2 separate regions of the Mus musculus genome follow, and region 2 is linked to region 1. A link is a contact called in ENCODE Hi-C data. All regions are on one chromosome and are shown on one strand. The core of a region is the stretch at or near the end of the contact, and the rest is flanking DNA. Distances in the headings are between cores, read along the strand shown.

Region 1 (7,352 bases), core at 980-3,479:
GCACACGCAGTGAGTGACGGTTAGTTATTGGGCCTTGCACCAAACAGACAAGCGGGCTGTGCATCATTGCCCGGACAATACATATGCGCTTACAGATTATACTATGACATATAAAACGTGCAGAAATGAGTGGTGCCAAGTTTCAGATCTTAAAAGCATCTCAGCAGAAACAAAACAAACAGAGCCGACAAAGTTGTGAGAGACAAATAGGAAATGGGTTATTCCAGATTAAGGACAAGACCTGGCAAAGAGTGTGACCTTGAGATGAAGCCTTGAACTGGACAAACAGACCCAAGGGTGTTTTTGGAGACTGTTCTGACGTTCAAATGGGCTCATAATACCTATGTGAAGGTAAGGATACAGGTCAAACGCACAGGAATGAAGCATGTCCTGCTGTTGTTGATGGCCCTGGCTGAGGATGCCTTGAATTCCCCATCATCTTGGGTTACAGGCCTGTGTAGCCCATGCTGGGGACAAAACCCGGGCTTTTGTGCCTGTGAGACAAGTGCTCTGCCAACGGAACAACATCCCCAGCCCAGGAGGGAGGAGTGCAGGGCTGGCTATTTATTTTCACGAAGCTGAACAGCAACAGTGAGCAGAGCTGTAGCATCAGTCGATGTACAGACAGAGGCCGTATGCCGGAGAGACAGACTGCCGGAGAGACAGACTGCCCGGAACTGCGGGGATGCCTTTGGATGAAAGATTTAGTGGGGCTGGCTCAACTACTCACTTCCCCAGCGCTTTGTGGGGCAAGATTCTCAACTCAGATATTTACAAGTCATCTAAACAAGGAGTCGCCACAGACCCCAGCCCTGGATCCCACGCCCAACACTTGTTACTATCACAATGACAAGCAACATTTAATTCCGGCAAGCAGCCTCCCATTTAGCAACTGTTTCATGGCTCTTTTGTATCTACCATTCTATCACATTTTGAAAGAATAGGAGGGGACAGAAAAGCAACGACTGTGAGCTTCACTTTCCTTGTGATCTCTCCTCCTTCTCCCCAAGCCCCCGCATACAGTATGGGTGTGTGAAACCCAAAAGTTGATGTCACAATGTCCTTCTCCATCACCCACCCACTTTATTTGTGTGTGTGTGTGTGTGTGTGTGTGTGTGTGTGTGTGTGTGTGTGTGTGGAGTTGGAGTTGCTTGTCTTAGGGATGCTGGCCAGAGAACTACAGGGACCTTGCTGTCACCTCCTTGCCGTCTCTGGGGTTACAGGTACACGCTTTCATGCCTGTTTTTTTTGTTTGTTTTTGTTTTTTGTTTTTTGTTTTTTTATGTGGGTACTGGGTACTGAATTCAGGTCCTTATGCCTGTATTGCAAGTACCATCGTCACATCTCAGGCTCCAGTGCCCTTCTTGGGTTAGCAGTGTGCCATGCTATACATATGCTATAGGACCGTCTCTTGGTTCCTGGCCCAGACTTGCAGTTTGTACCAGAGTTCCAGTCCCCAGCGCCCAAAGGAACACGAAGGCAGTTCATGGGTGTCCTTATTGGAGTTAGCAAGAGTAGAGCCAAGGTCTAAGCTCTCTCTATTCAAGAGAAGTGAGTGCCCCAAGCCAGTCAGAATCCTTGAGAGCCACACTAAGCACCTTCAGGATGCAGAGAAAGAGAGAATGTTTAAGAAGTTTGCTGAGTGGTGAAGAGACACACAGTGGGGGCTTGGGCTGTCTGCCTCCTGCCGATTTCACCCCATCATTTCCAGTCATCTTGAAACCAACAACTGGTAAAGAGCAAAGCTTTCTCATTCCAAACCTGCCTGCCACTAATAACCTACCCTTCGTGTTCATTAGAGACCCAAAGATAAAAACAGTTGAGTCAACTGTTGCTCTCATGCACTCAGCCCCAATCAGTCACTCACCTTGGGCGCACCCTCTCTGATGCTGGTGCCTCTCATGGCTGTGATGTGAGCAGGGTCCTCGGAGTTCTGCCGCTGATATATCTGGTTCCAGGGACCAATGATGCAATATCACTGCATGCTGCTGGCTGGTTCCCAGGAGCTGGATTCTATGGAACTGTTTGCCAACACATGGAAACAGTCGAGATGATTCTTTCAAGTAAAGAGAGTCAAATGAAAGGAACGGGGGAGGCGGGGCCAGAGCTTCAGGCCACACCCACGCCTCCATGCCTGCTGTCCCACTTCATGGTAAGTGGAGGCTGACACTCCTTTGCTGTGTGAAACCACAAAAGAAGAAGAAGGAGAAAAAAAAAAAAAAAAAAAAACCCACCCTTCTGCTTTACAAGGTGAAGTTCCTACTTTGAGCAGCCCAGCGTAGGATCACACCGCATTCTTGTCCCTTGAAGACTAATGGAACAATTCCCACCCAGCGAGGCAACACATTTCCATGATGAAGCAAAGCTGCTGGACTTCCGCTGAGGGTCAGCATGTCTTCCTTCCTGTCCCCTGCGGTGTGACAGCTGGGGTAACAGGAGTAAACTGCCCTGCTCTGAACCCCACGTTTTCTACACCTTCACTCCAATTCTCCGTGGTTATATTTTAGCGGGCGCTGCTGAGAGCACCAGATACTGCCCCACACTTGGCTCTTTGTGTCAAGCGAGTGCTCTGAACTCATGAAGTGGAGTCCTCACGACTTCCCAAGTTTAAAGTTTCCCTCAACTCAGACCCAATATCCAGAGAGGAGCCACGGAGTACAAAAAAAAAAAAACCAAAAAACAAACAAAACCAAAACCAAAAACAAACAAACAAACAAACAACCCCAAAAAAACCAAACAAACAAATAAGAAAACAAAACAAAAACCCAAAACTAGCTTAGGCTTCATTTCATTTCAGCATAAGGGTCCCCTCTTCTAAGCAGCTCCTCCCAGCTCCCCTGGGATTCGATCTGTAGACCAGGCTGGCCTTAAACTCACCAAGACCCACCTATTTTTGCCTCCCAGGTGTGAGATTTAAAAAGCATGCCATAGCCAGACCACGGTGGCACTCTCCTTTGATACCAGCACTCCCAGAAAGCAGAGGCTGGCTAATCTCAGTGAGTTTAATGATAGCCTGACTTACAAAGTAAGTTTGGGGCCAGCCCCGAACTCAAAGTGGAAAAAAAAAGTAAATTTAAAAAAATTGAACCAGTGAGATGGTTCAGTGGGTGAAGCTGTCAGCTGCTAAGCTGAAAACTTGTTGGAGTTATTGGAATTACACGGTGGGAGAAGAGGACTCCTGCAAGCTGTCTTTCTGACCTCTGCATGCATACTGCCACTCGTGTGCATACTTCCCTCCCCAGATAAAATAAATGCAATCAAAACAAGCAAACAGATAGAATGCTGTCTCTATTTTAAATGGTCTTTAAGGAACCAGTGATCAGCAATCTGCAGGCGACAGTAGCGAAAGGGGGTGACAATGACTAGACAGGATGAACAGGCTCTAGACAAATGTAGAACCGGGCATGCTCCCACCCCCACATCTACAGTGCTGAGACAGGAGAACAGCTGCGACTTTAAGGCTGTTCTGGGCCACCTCAGAGTTCTAGGCCAGTCTGGACTACGGTGTGAATCTGTCTTAGCAAATAGAAGTAGCTGTCAGCCACATGCTCCCTGCCAAAGTCCACAGGGAAGAAGTAGTAATTTCCAGAAGGCTTTTCACAAGAGAGACACATTCTGAAAAGGGTGGGGTGCGTCAGATCAGAGGCAGTGCGAGCTCCATTTTAGGAAACGCTGTAGCTGCAGAGAGGAGTTGTGAATCATAAGAGCTTCAGCCCACTGCTCTGCACAGGGACAGATCAGAAGGCGTGCTCTCGCTCACCGAGCCAGGCATCCCTGGTAGCAGGCCACTCTCCATCAGTCATCCAGTTTTTAAAAAAACGTGTGTGGTGTTTTGCCCATATGTCTGTAAATGTGCAGGCAATGTCCACAGATGCCTGACGAAGGCGTCAGAGTCTCTGGAACTGCAGTTACAGACGGTGTTGAGCATCTTTTCAGCTGCTATGCCACTGACCTTAAGTCCAGATATTTACTGAAGTGATCCCCTCATGCCTGCTTCCTTCCTTCTTTCCTCCTTCCTTCCTTCTTTCTTCCCTTTCTTTATTTCTTATTTCTTGTTTTTGTTTTTTTTTTTTTCTTTCTTTGAGACAGAGTTTCTGTGTGTAATATTACTGGCTGACCTGAAACTCACTTTGTAGACCAGGTTAGACTCACTTGCAGAGATCCTCCTGCCTCTGCCTCCGGAGTGCTGGAACTAAAGGTGTGCACCACCACTCCCAGCAGCCCTTCCTTTGTTTTGAAATAGAGTCTCATGTAGCCCAGGCTGGCCTCACATTTTCTATGTAGCTAAGGATGGCCTTGAACTTCTGATCCTTCGGCCTTCACCTCCCAAGTGTTGAGATTATAGGCACCATACCCATGTATGTGGTGCTGGGTGTCAAACCAAGGACCTGGAGCATGGCAAGCAAGCACTCTGCCAACTGACCTATAGCCCAAGCACTCTGCCAACTGACCTATAGCCCAAGCCTCTGCCAACTGACCTATAGCCCAAGCCTCTGCCAACTGACCCATAGCCCAAGCACTCTGCCAACTGACCTATAGCCCAAGCACTCTGCCAACTGACCTATAGCCCAAGCCTCTGCCAATGTTGATGCTTTAAATAAGGCAGAACTCAACAAAAAAGCATTTGTTACTTATACTAATTTCTAAAGGCAAAAATGGATGTGGGGATCTGAGAAAATTCCTGAGAGTGAATAACATCCCTAACAAACACATATCCAGAAAACTACCAAAACCCAAGGTCCATGCCCAAATGCCATCACTTATTAGGGAAACAGGAGGAAGAGATCAGAGGTGAGTGTTTGGTCAGATGTCATCCGAGTGAATGCAAGAGTGACCGGGCACACATCTTCATGGTCATGCACGGCCTCCACAGAACTCACCTGAAGTTGCTTCCTTAAACCCGTTCTGCATGTGAGCCTGTAAGCCACCGAGGATTTCCCGGCACTCAAAATGCACACAATACTCGGAAATCATTTTTTAAAAAGATTCTATATTTATATAAGTGTGTGTACGGGGTGTGTGTGCTCAAAATACATTATGTGAATATGCATGAAACTGTCGAAGAAATAAGACTTCAATATCAGAAGCCCAGCTCTCCACACTACTAGAGCAATGCTCTCTAGCCACAGAACTCTTGATTTTGCTCCTTTCGTCCCCTGCCCCCGCCCCCATCTCCGCCCCCTTTCTTGTGGTGGTGTTTGTTTTAACACCTGGAAAAGCTGTGAAACCAGGACAGAGAGGAGCTTGTGGGTAACCAGTGACCTCAAACCCCCAGGTCCCGCTGTGGGTTCACAGTGATGGGGCAGCCAGTCCTCCCTGCCAGGGTCTCCCATGCTCTCTGCAATGCTCAGCAGAGAGGAGGATAGTGGTGGCAGGCTGTGTCCTGTTGGCTGACATTTGTACCATGTGACGGGCTGCCACACACTGAAGCTGGGACTCCAGCGCATTATGGTTTGGTTAGGGCCACAGGGCCAGGTCTAGGCTTACCTACCAGTCACCTGGGACTGGGCCAGCCTTCAGGCTTGGTGTGCCATGTGGCAGCTGTTTCTCTGAGCATCAAGCGCAGTCTCAAAAAGTAGCTGGACTGTGATAGGTGCTTTACTTACGAGGAACTGAATTCATCCGGGGAAATAGATGACAAAGGGGTCCCCTGGAGCTTCTGTTAGGACACATCTGTATGGAAGTGCAAACACTGGCTGGATGTGACCACCTTGCTAATGTGACATCACATTTTCAGGTGTAATGGTGGTGCTGATTGATGGTGCTTAGACCCTGTCTGTCTGTGTACACACACACACACACACACACACACACACACACACACACATACACACACACACACATCTATCTATACCAATCTGTCTATCTATCTACCTATCTATCTGCATCTGAGATCTTACTTCAGTCTTTCGGGAAATATGTGGATGTTTGAGTCAATCAAGATTGGTCATGATTATCCCATAATCAGCCACCAAACCCAGACACTATTGCATATGCCAGAAAGATTTTGCTGAAGGGATCCTGTTATAGCTGTATGAGGCTATGCCAGTGCCTGGCAAATACAGAAGTGGATGCTCACAGTCATCTATAGGATGGAACACAGAGCCCCCAATGGAGAAGCTAGAGAAAGTACCCAAGGAGCTGAAGGGGTCTGCAACCCTGTAGGTGGAACAACAATATGAACTAACCAGTACCCCGGAGGTCATATCTCTAGCTGCATATGTAGCAGAAGATGGTCTAGTCGGCCACCACTGGGAGGAAAGGCCCCTTGGTATTGCAAACTTTATATGCCCTAGTACAGGGGAATGCCAGGGCCAAGAAGGGGGAGTGGGTGGGTAGGGGAGCAGGGCAGAGGGAGGGTATAGGGAACTCTCAGGATAGCATTCGAAATGTATATAAAGAAAATATCTAATAATAATAATAAAAAGGTTGGTCATGATTGGGCCTGCGATGTGGCTGATGAGTAGAGTGTGTGCCTAGTTTGTGCAAGACCCTGGGTTTGATCCCTGGGACCACAGAAAAGATCATAAGCTCTGTCTGGTAGATGTGCTAGGCAGAGTTGCAGAGTAGATATAACTTTGCTTAGTGTGTGTGTGGCACAGTCCTATGTCAACTTGATACAGAAACTCGTTGTTTAAAAGAGAACCTTAATTGAGAAAGATCGGGTTGTAAGACATTTTCTTTCCTGTAAAAAAAAAACTTTTAAATTATTTATTCTTATTTTATGTATATTGGGGTTCTGCCTGCTTGTCTGTGTGAGGGTGTCACATCGCCTGGCACTGAAGCTACAGACAGTGGTGAGCTGCCATGTGGGTGCTGGGAATTGAACCTGGGTCCTTTGGAAAAGATTATCTAGTGTTCTTAACAACTAAGTCATTTCTCCAGACCCATAAAGCATTTTCTTTATTTTTTTAAAAAAAGATTTATTTTTTTTTAATGTATATGGGTAAACTGTAGCTGTACAGATGGTTGTGATCTTTCATGTGGTTGTTGGGAATTGAATTATTTTTAGAACCTCTGATCGCTCCAGCCCAAAATTTATTTATTATTATACATAACTACACTGTAGCTGTCTTCAGACACGCCAGAAGAGGGCATCAGATCTCATTAAAGGTGGTTGTGAGCCACCATGTGGCTGCTGGGATTTGAACTCAGGACCTTCAGAAGAGCAGTCAGTGCTCTTACCAGCTGAGCCATCTTGCCAGCCCAAAGCATTTTTTTTTAAAGATTTATTTATTTATTATACGTAAGTACACTGTAGTTGTCTTCAGACACTCCAGAAGGAGGAGTCAGATCTCATTACGGATGGCTGTGAGCCACCATGTGGTTGCTGGGATTTGAACTCAGGACCT
Region 2 (6,901 bases), core at 1,110-3,609, 590 kb before region 1:
TCAGACACACACACACACACACACACACATACACACACACACACACACACGCAGGAGCACGAACACACATCTTTTTAAAACAGAGAAATAAAATTGCAAAATGCCCACATTATGTTTTCCCAGCTCGATCTGTTGTCTATTGTGAAGGCAGGCACTTCATTTCTTGCCAAGCTTTTGATTATGTCTTGGATAATATTTTCTATAGCTGTAAGAACCTCAGAACTGAAACAATAAACACAGTAAGATCTAATTTTATACCATGTAACATCTCCCAGATCAATACAAAGACAACCTCCCAATCCCCACCCCAACAGGATTTCTCTGTGGAGCCCTAGATGTCCTGGAACTCATTCTGTAGACCAGGCTGGCCTCAAACTCAAGAGATCTGCCTGCCTCTCTTTCCCAAGTGCTGGAATTAAAGGCATGGACATCTACCACCTGGCACAATTTCTTTATTTCATCATATTTTTGTTGTTTTGTTTTGTCTTGCTTTTGGAGACAAGGTCTCACAAGGTAGCAAAGGCTAACCTGGAACTCACCATGAAGTTCAGAATGGCCTCAAACCCACAATCCTCCCTTGCTTTCCTGGATGGTGGGATTGCAGATGTGGACCACCCCTCCTCGCTTCTGTTTGTCTCTTTAAGCCTTGCAAACACATGTCAGTAACCATCTCTCTTACCAAATTCTTACCTTGGCATGGATTCCAACAACTGTTCTCATAGCGCTTACTTACAAAAAATTAGATTTACCTGTAAATTCCTCTTTCAAAGAACCCTTTTGCATTAATGACGAGCTAATATAACTTACAAATACATTTTTTATTTGCTCACATTAACTTACTTCAATGTCGCTGAACTTCAATACAGACTTGGCTTGAAATACTACTGTAAAAATGTTTTAACTGAGGATGATGTAAGACTAGCTTTGAACTTCCTTCCCAAGAATTCAATGCAGAAACATTAACACACATATACGCTCCTGCAAGTGAGCAAGCGCGCTCGCTCTCACACACATACATACTTTCTTATAGCACATTGCCCTAAAATTGATATCATGACTAAAAATTAACCATCTTAAATTGTAATGATTCAAAAGGAAAAAAATTAATCACTACAAGAAAAGAAAAAAAAATGAATTTTGTACTAAATAGTTCACTTGGCCACAAAAAAATCATGCCTCTTTACCACAAAATATCAAGACTGAACCCAGCTTTCTCCAGCTGGCTGTTAATTTCACAAACCATCAGTTTAAAAAAAATATATATCTCAATCATTTTAAGCAACATTGGCACATTGCCTAAGGAGGAAAGCCAAGCTAAACAAAGAAGATGGGCAAAATGTTGAGTTTTAACAACCACACAATTCTCAACGTTTCTACTGTGTGTATGTGGGGGGGGGGATAGATCAGAAAATGGATTTTAAAACATTTACTATTTTCTAACACAATTTTTTTCAAAGTTTGGAATAGGCTGAGACAAATACTGAAGGTCAAGATATAGTCAGGTGAACCGTAGGAGAGTCTCTGTAGTTGGTTGTGAAGAAATTACTTACAATATGTTCATCTGTTCCCTTCAGGTTAAAAAAAAAAAAGTCTTATTATAAATTACTTAAAATGTGATGATGTCCTTGTTAGTTCTGAGAAATTAATTAGTGGTAGTTCAGAGAGTAAACGCTTTTCACTTTCTCTTTCCTCTTCTATCCCTCACTCCCAAACCTATTTTACACACACACACACACACACACACACACACACACAATTTTTTTTCAACATGGGGTTTCTCTGTCTAACAGCCCTGGCTATTCTGGAACTACTGATTTCAAACTCAGAAACCTGCCTGCCTCAGCCTCCCGGTGCTGAAATTAAAGCCCAGCTTTCATTTAAAACAAAAACAAAAACAAACAAAACAAAACAAGACAAAGCCCCATAAATCCAAAGCAAGTCTCAAGCTCTCTGACTATAAAGGACACTGATAAACCTAGGAACTAAGCCAGAGCGGGGCGCCTGGAACATTCTAGAAAACATCTGGTGTGTACAGGGTCCCGGTCACCACCAGGGAGCACTAGGGAGCACCGACTTCGGGGCTCGGACGTGGCCTCCGACGCTCTCCCCACGGAGGCCACCTCGGCGCCACGAGGAACCTTCCCGGGCTTTCCATGGCCCTGCCGAGCTGCTGTACCTAGAGGCCACGCGGGTGGCCCCGGCAGGGGTCTCCCCTGCGCCTCTCTTCACCATGGCCAACAGGGAAGCCCTGTGCCGATCCAGGGCGTCGAAGAACGAGGCCTCGGGCCCCATAGGCGCGAACGCCATAATGGCGGATGCGGAGCCGCTCTGAGGCCTCCTGCCCCTGCGAACCTTTCCGCGCTCTAGCCACGCGCATGCGCACTGCACCACTGACCGCGGGACAGCCCGCGGAGCAGAGTGCGCAGGCGCAGGGGCCTCTGAGGCGCCCCCCCAACACACACACACACACACACACACACACACACACACACACACACACACACACACACACACTACCCTTCAGGGAGGACATGAAGCTCTCAGATGCAGATCTCTGGGGTCGAGGTTTTCTTGGTCTGATAACTTAGGGGAAATAATACTTGCAAAGCTCTTTTGGGGGGTCATTTGGGGAGGTAATAATTACAACTTTTCACTAGGACGGTCATGGACCTGGGGATAGGTATGGGAGAAGGGAAACATTTCTGCCTGGTTTGGCTTCCTGCCTCTGTACCAGGTCCTCTCCACCTGCCTCCTCCTGTGTGCCGGGATTAAAGGCTTTTTACTGTCCAAAACATGTTTGGGATTTGCTTTTATTAAGAAGATTGTCGTTGGGGAAAGCTCGGCGTTAAGAATTTTAATGCACTTGTAGAGAGCCTAGGTTCATTCATTTCTTAGGACCCCCGCCAGGCAACTCATATCTGCCTAAAACTACACTTCCATGGGACCTCATGCCCTCTGGCCTCTGTGGGTTCCTGCATGCATGTGGTACTCACACATAAAAATATTTTTTTAAAAAAAGTGAATTTTTAAAAATATATAAAAAGTTGTTGCTTATCTGAAAATAGTATTTCCATCCTAAGCCTTAATAGCGTGAATATCACTTCCTCTCCTTGCAGACCTACGGTAAGACATGTCTCGCTTTATTCTCTCTGAGCCTTCTAGAGCAGAAGGTGGGATTTCTGAAGTCCTAGAGGAGCCTTGACTCTTAGAACCGTATCCTTAACAAAGAGAGACTGGGATGAGGTAAAAAACTGACTGGACCAAAGTGGCTTGAATCAAGGTGTATGAGAGATGCTGGGACTGATCCCGTGAGAGCCACCTGACCACAGGCCCCAGTTGATAGTTTTTATTTCTAATAGTCTAGTGGCAGAAATAACAGCCTCCTCTCTGCATGCCCATGCTGAGGCATCCCTTCCCTCTGAGGGACCAGCCACACTTCCCTATACTATTCTGTAGTATAGAATAGAGTTTATTTAGGGCATGGATGGGGAAGGGAGTTGAGAGAAAGGGGGGGTGGGGATAGAGGAGTAGAGGCTGGCTATGAGCACATGGGGGGGAGGAAGGGGGGAGGGAAATGGGGAAAGAGGGGGAAGAGGGGAAGAGAGCAAGGACAGGAGAGCAAGAGAGAGAGAGAGAGAGAGAGGAGGGGGCAAGCAACCCCTTTTATAATGAGTCAGGCCCAGCTGGCTATTGCCAAGTAACTATGGAGTGGAGCCTAGGCTAAAAGCCAACACTGCGTGTGTGTGTGTGTGTGTGTGTGTGTGTGTGTGTGTGTGTGTGTGTGTGTGTGAGACCTGTGTGAAGAGCCTTTCTTTATCATTATCACACTCCTTCCTGTTGCCTCTCATGTGCTATGCAGTGCTGGTTACCAGAGGGATGAGGGAGCTAGGTCTCTGTCCTCAGGAAGCCCTCAGCCCAAGGAGATGCAGCAACTGAACACAAACGGGCGAACCTCAGGTAAGTGTACCAGGAGATAGGTACACTTGAAATGAGTAGGGAAAACTCACCCTCATTTTCTGGATGGAGAGTCTGGGCTCAGAAAGGTTGAGAGCTGCATGCGAGGCTGAGCATGCGAGCCGGTTCTCCAAGAGGGAGGCTTTGATGCCAGGTTCATGTCAGATCCTGGGGAACCCAGGGGCCTCCAGGGGTCTGGCTCAGGGTGGGCTGGCATTTTGCAGGGTTCTTCCTGGCGGAACTAGCCCTTTGTCCTGAGTGGTGGCCTTTTTGTTTGTTTGGTTGGTTGGTTTGGTTTTGGTTTTAGTTTTCCTCCGGAGGACAGCCACACAACAGGCAAGCTTCAGAAGGACTTGAAGAGGGAGGGCAAGGTGACATCACAGCTTTCTTCTGAGTTTCACACACGGCTCCCCTTTTATGTCCCTTGGAGACAGACCTGAATCGCAGGTCTACAGACTCCACCAGAGGCCTCTCTCCTCCTCTGGGACTTTTGAAAAGTTCTGAGGTGGCTGGAGGGCTAGGGAGGAGCCTGCAGATGAACAAAGATGCCTAAACCTGCAGATCCTTTGAGAGAGACTCAGGGTTTGGGTGCCTGGCGGGGGTTCCCACCTCCGTGACAAAGGTGGGGGGAGGGAGCGTTCTGCCAGCAGCTGCATCTGCCTCTGCCCTGCAGGCATCCTGCCTCGTTCTGTTCCGAGAGGAGTAGAGGAGCAAGGAAGCATTGCTGTGCTGTGTGAGCATTGCGGTGTGCCCGCAGCAGCTGTTTACAGCACCTGCACTTCAAAGGCAGCTCCAGCCCCACGATGGGAGACAGGACCAGAAAAACACAGTGGGCTCCAAGCAAGCCTCAGCCAGCACTGCTGGCGAAGAGAAGCTGTCTGGCTTCCCCGGCTGAGACCTTTTCATCCCCTGGCCCTCTGAGCATTTCCCTAGACTTTGTCAGGATGAAGGTCTTAGTTTCTTTTTCTGTTGCTACAATGAAAACACCTCCACAAAAGCAACTTGAGGGAGAAAGGGCTTGTTTTATCTGGCAGGAAGTAGCTGGTCGTGGGTCACCCACAATCAGGAAACAGGGATGAATGGGTGGGTGTAGGCTCGGCTCCATGAATGCATTTTATACACTTCAGGATCTCCTGCCCAGAGAATGGTCCTGCCCAATTAGAATGGATCTTCCCAAACCAATGAACTTAATCAAAACAACTGCCCACTGGAGCTCGAAACCATCTATAACTCCTGTCCTAGGGAGTCCAGTGCCCTCTTCCGGCCCCTGTGAGCATCAGGCACCCACGTTGTGCACAGACAAATATGTAGTCAAAACACTCATGCATATAAAATTTTTTTTAAAAAGGAAGTGAATAACTATGTTTTGAAGATAAATCCCCATAAGCGTGGTCAGAGGTCTGTCTCCCAGAGGATCTAGAGCTTGTCAAGTGGACAGTCATAAGAGTGCTTCCTGTTTGCTGTTGTTCTAGGCTTCACCCCACAGTTACCTGGCAACAGCCAGCTGTGCCTGACTCAGTATAAAAGAAGCTCGCCCCCTCCCCCATCTCTTACCTCTTCCTCTCTTCCTCTCTTCCCTCTCTGTCCCTTCTCTCCCCGTTCCCCTCCCCCATCTCTCCACATGCTCCCCATCAGTCTCTCCTCTCTCTCTCTCTCTCTCTCTCTCTCTCTCTCTCTCTCTCTCTCTCTCTCTCTCTCTGCCTTATCTTTACTCCCCTAACAACTCCCCTCCCCGTGCTCTACATGAACTCTATTCTATACTATATCCGTTGTATGGCTTTTCAGGGCATGGGGAGGGGAGTTGAGGGAGGGGAGGGGAGGAGAGAAGAGGCTGATCATGAGCATGTGGAGAGAGCATGGGCAAGGGAATGGGGAGAGAGAGGGTAAGGAGTAGGAGCAAGAGAGCAAGAGAGAGAGAGAGAGAGGAGGGGGCAAGCAGCCCCTCCTTTAGTGAGTCAGACACACCTAGCTCCATGTTCTCATCAGTATACATTATGTGGGTTTCATTATGGTATTTCATGTATATGCGTAGTCTACTTCGACCATAGCCATACCCTAGCCCCAGAACCTTCTTTGTTCTACTCCCACCCCCTGCTAATCCACGCCTCCTTCTCCCAACTAGATCTCACCTACTTTTATGTCTTGTCTTTGTGTGACTCAGTAAGCTTCGGAAGAATTATTTAAGGAGTTCTTTTCCCTGCACCGCCAAAGAAAATGTCTCTCCCCTCAACGCAGTCAGCCAGTAGCTGCATATAAACCCCATGGAAGGCCGGGGTCCTGTGAGTTCCTCCCCTTTCTTTCCTGGGGTCTCATTATATCTTGAGCAACTGTGGGAGGTGCCACCCACTATGGGGGAAAGTCTTTCCTCTCAGACCTTTCTGGAAATGCCCTCACAGATCCACCCAGGATTTGTCTCCTGGGGTGACTGTTGATTCTGTCAAGTTGACAATCAGGATTCCATGATGCCAAGGATGGGTGAATCTCATAAGATTCAAGGAGGCCCTTGCAGGCCTAGAGAGACCTAGGTGTACAATCCAGCTACAGAGACATCTCTCTGTGACAGAGAGGACAGCCAGGCTGTCCTTTAATACATGCACACACACACATACACACACACACATACACACACATACACACACATACACACACACATATACACACACATACACACACACACACACACACACACACACACACAGAGCTACCTGGAGTCTGCATGATGCAATGAGGAGAAGCCTGTGTTGTAGATTTGCTATGAGGGTTCAAGGTAACGGTATTTACAGAGTCCTTCACACGTCTCTCCAAACTGTACCTGTGGATGTTGACAGATGCTAGCCAGGGTCTTGCTGGGACACAGACACCCTACAGCACGGGGACTGCTACTCCCAGATTGTGGTCACTTGGAGTCCTTCCCAGGACTCCTGTCCCATGTCAGACTTGGAAGGGT

The links. Hi-C counts contacts between places; a loop is a spot of excess contacts on that map.
Region 2: a map of T-helper 17 cell shows a loop between it and region 1 (2.3-fold over the local background). The contact joins the promoter of Spo11 here to the promoter of Cass4 in region 1. A Hi-C loop is called at or near these places in 3 of 37 maps with a recorded cell type or tissue (T-helper 17 cell and v-Abl transformed pro-B cells).

The regions. Positions count from the first base shown.
Region 1 is chr2:172,388,521-172,395,872 of GRCm38, reverse strand. Cass4 (Cas scaffolding protein family member 4) reads right to left here and starts at 2,229. Exons shown (of 7, transcript NM_001080820.3): 1 at 1,868-2,229. The coding sequence starts at 1,903.
Region 2 is chr2:172,975,300-172,982,200 of GRCm38, reverse strand. Spo11 (SPO11 meiotic protein covalently bound to DSB) reads right to left here and starts at 2,359. Exons shown (of 13, transcript NM_012046.2): 1 at 2,177-2,359; 2 at 109-222. The coding sequence starts at 2,307. Gm52538 (a long non-coding RNA gene) reads left to right here and starts at 3,081. Exons shown (of 3, transcript XR_003953974.1): 1 at 3,081-3,123; 2 at 3,860-3,957.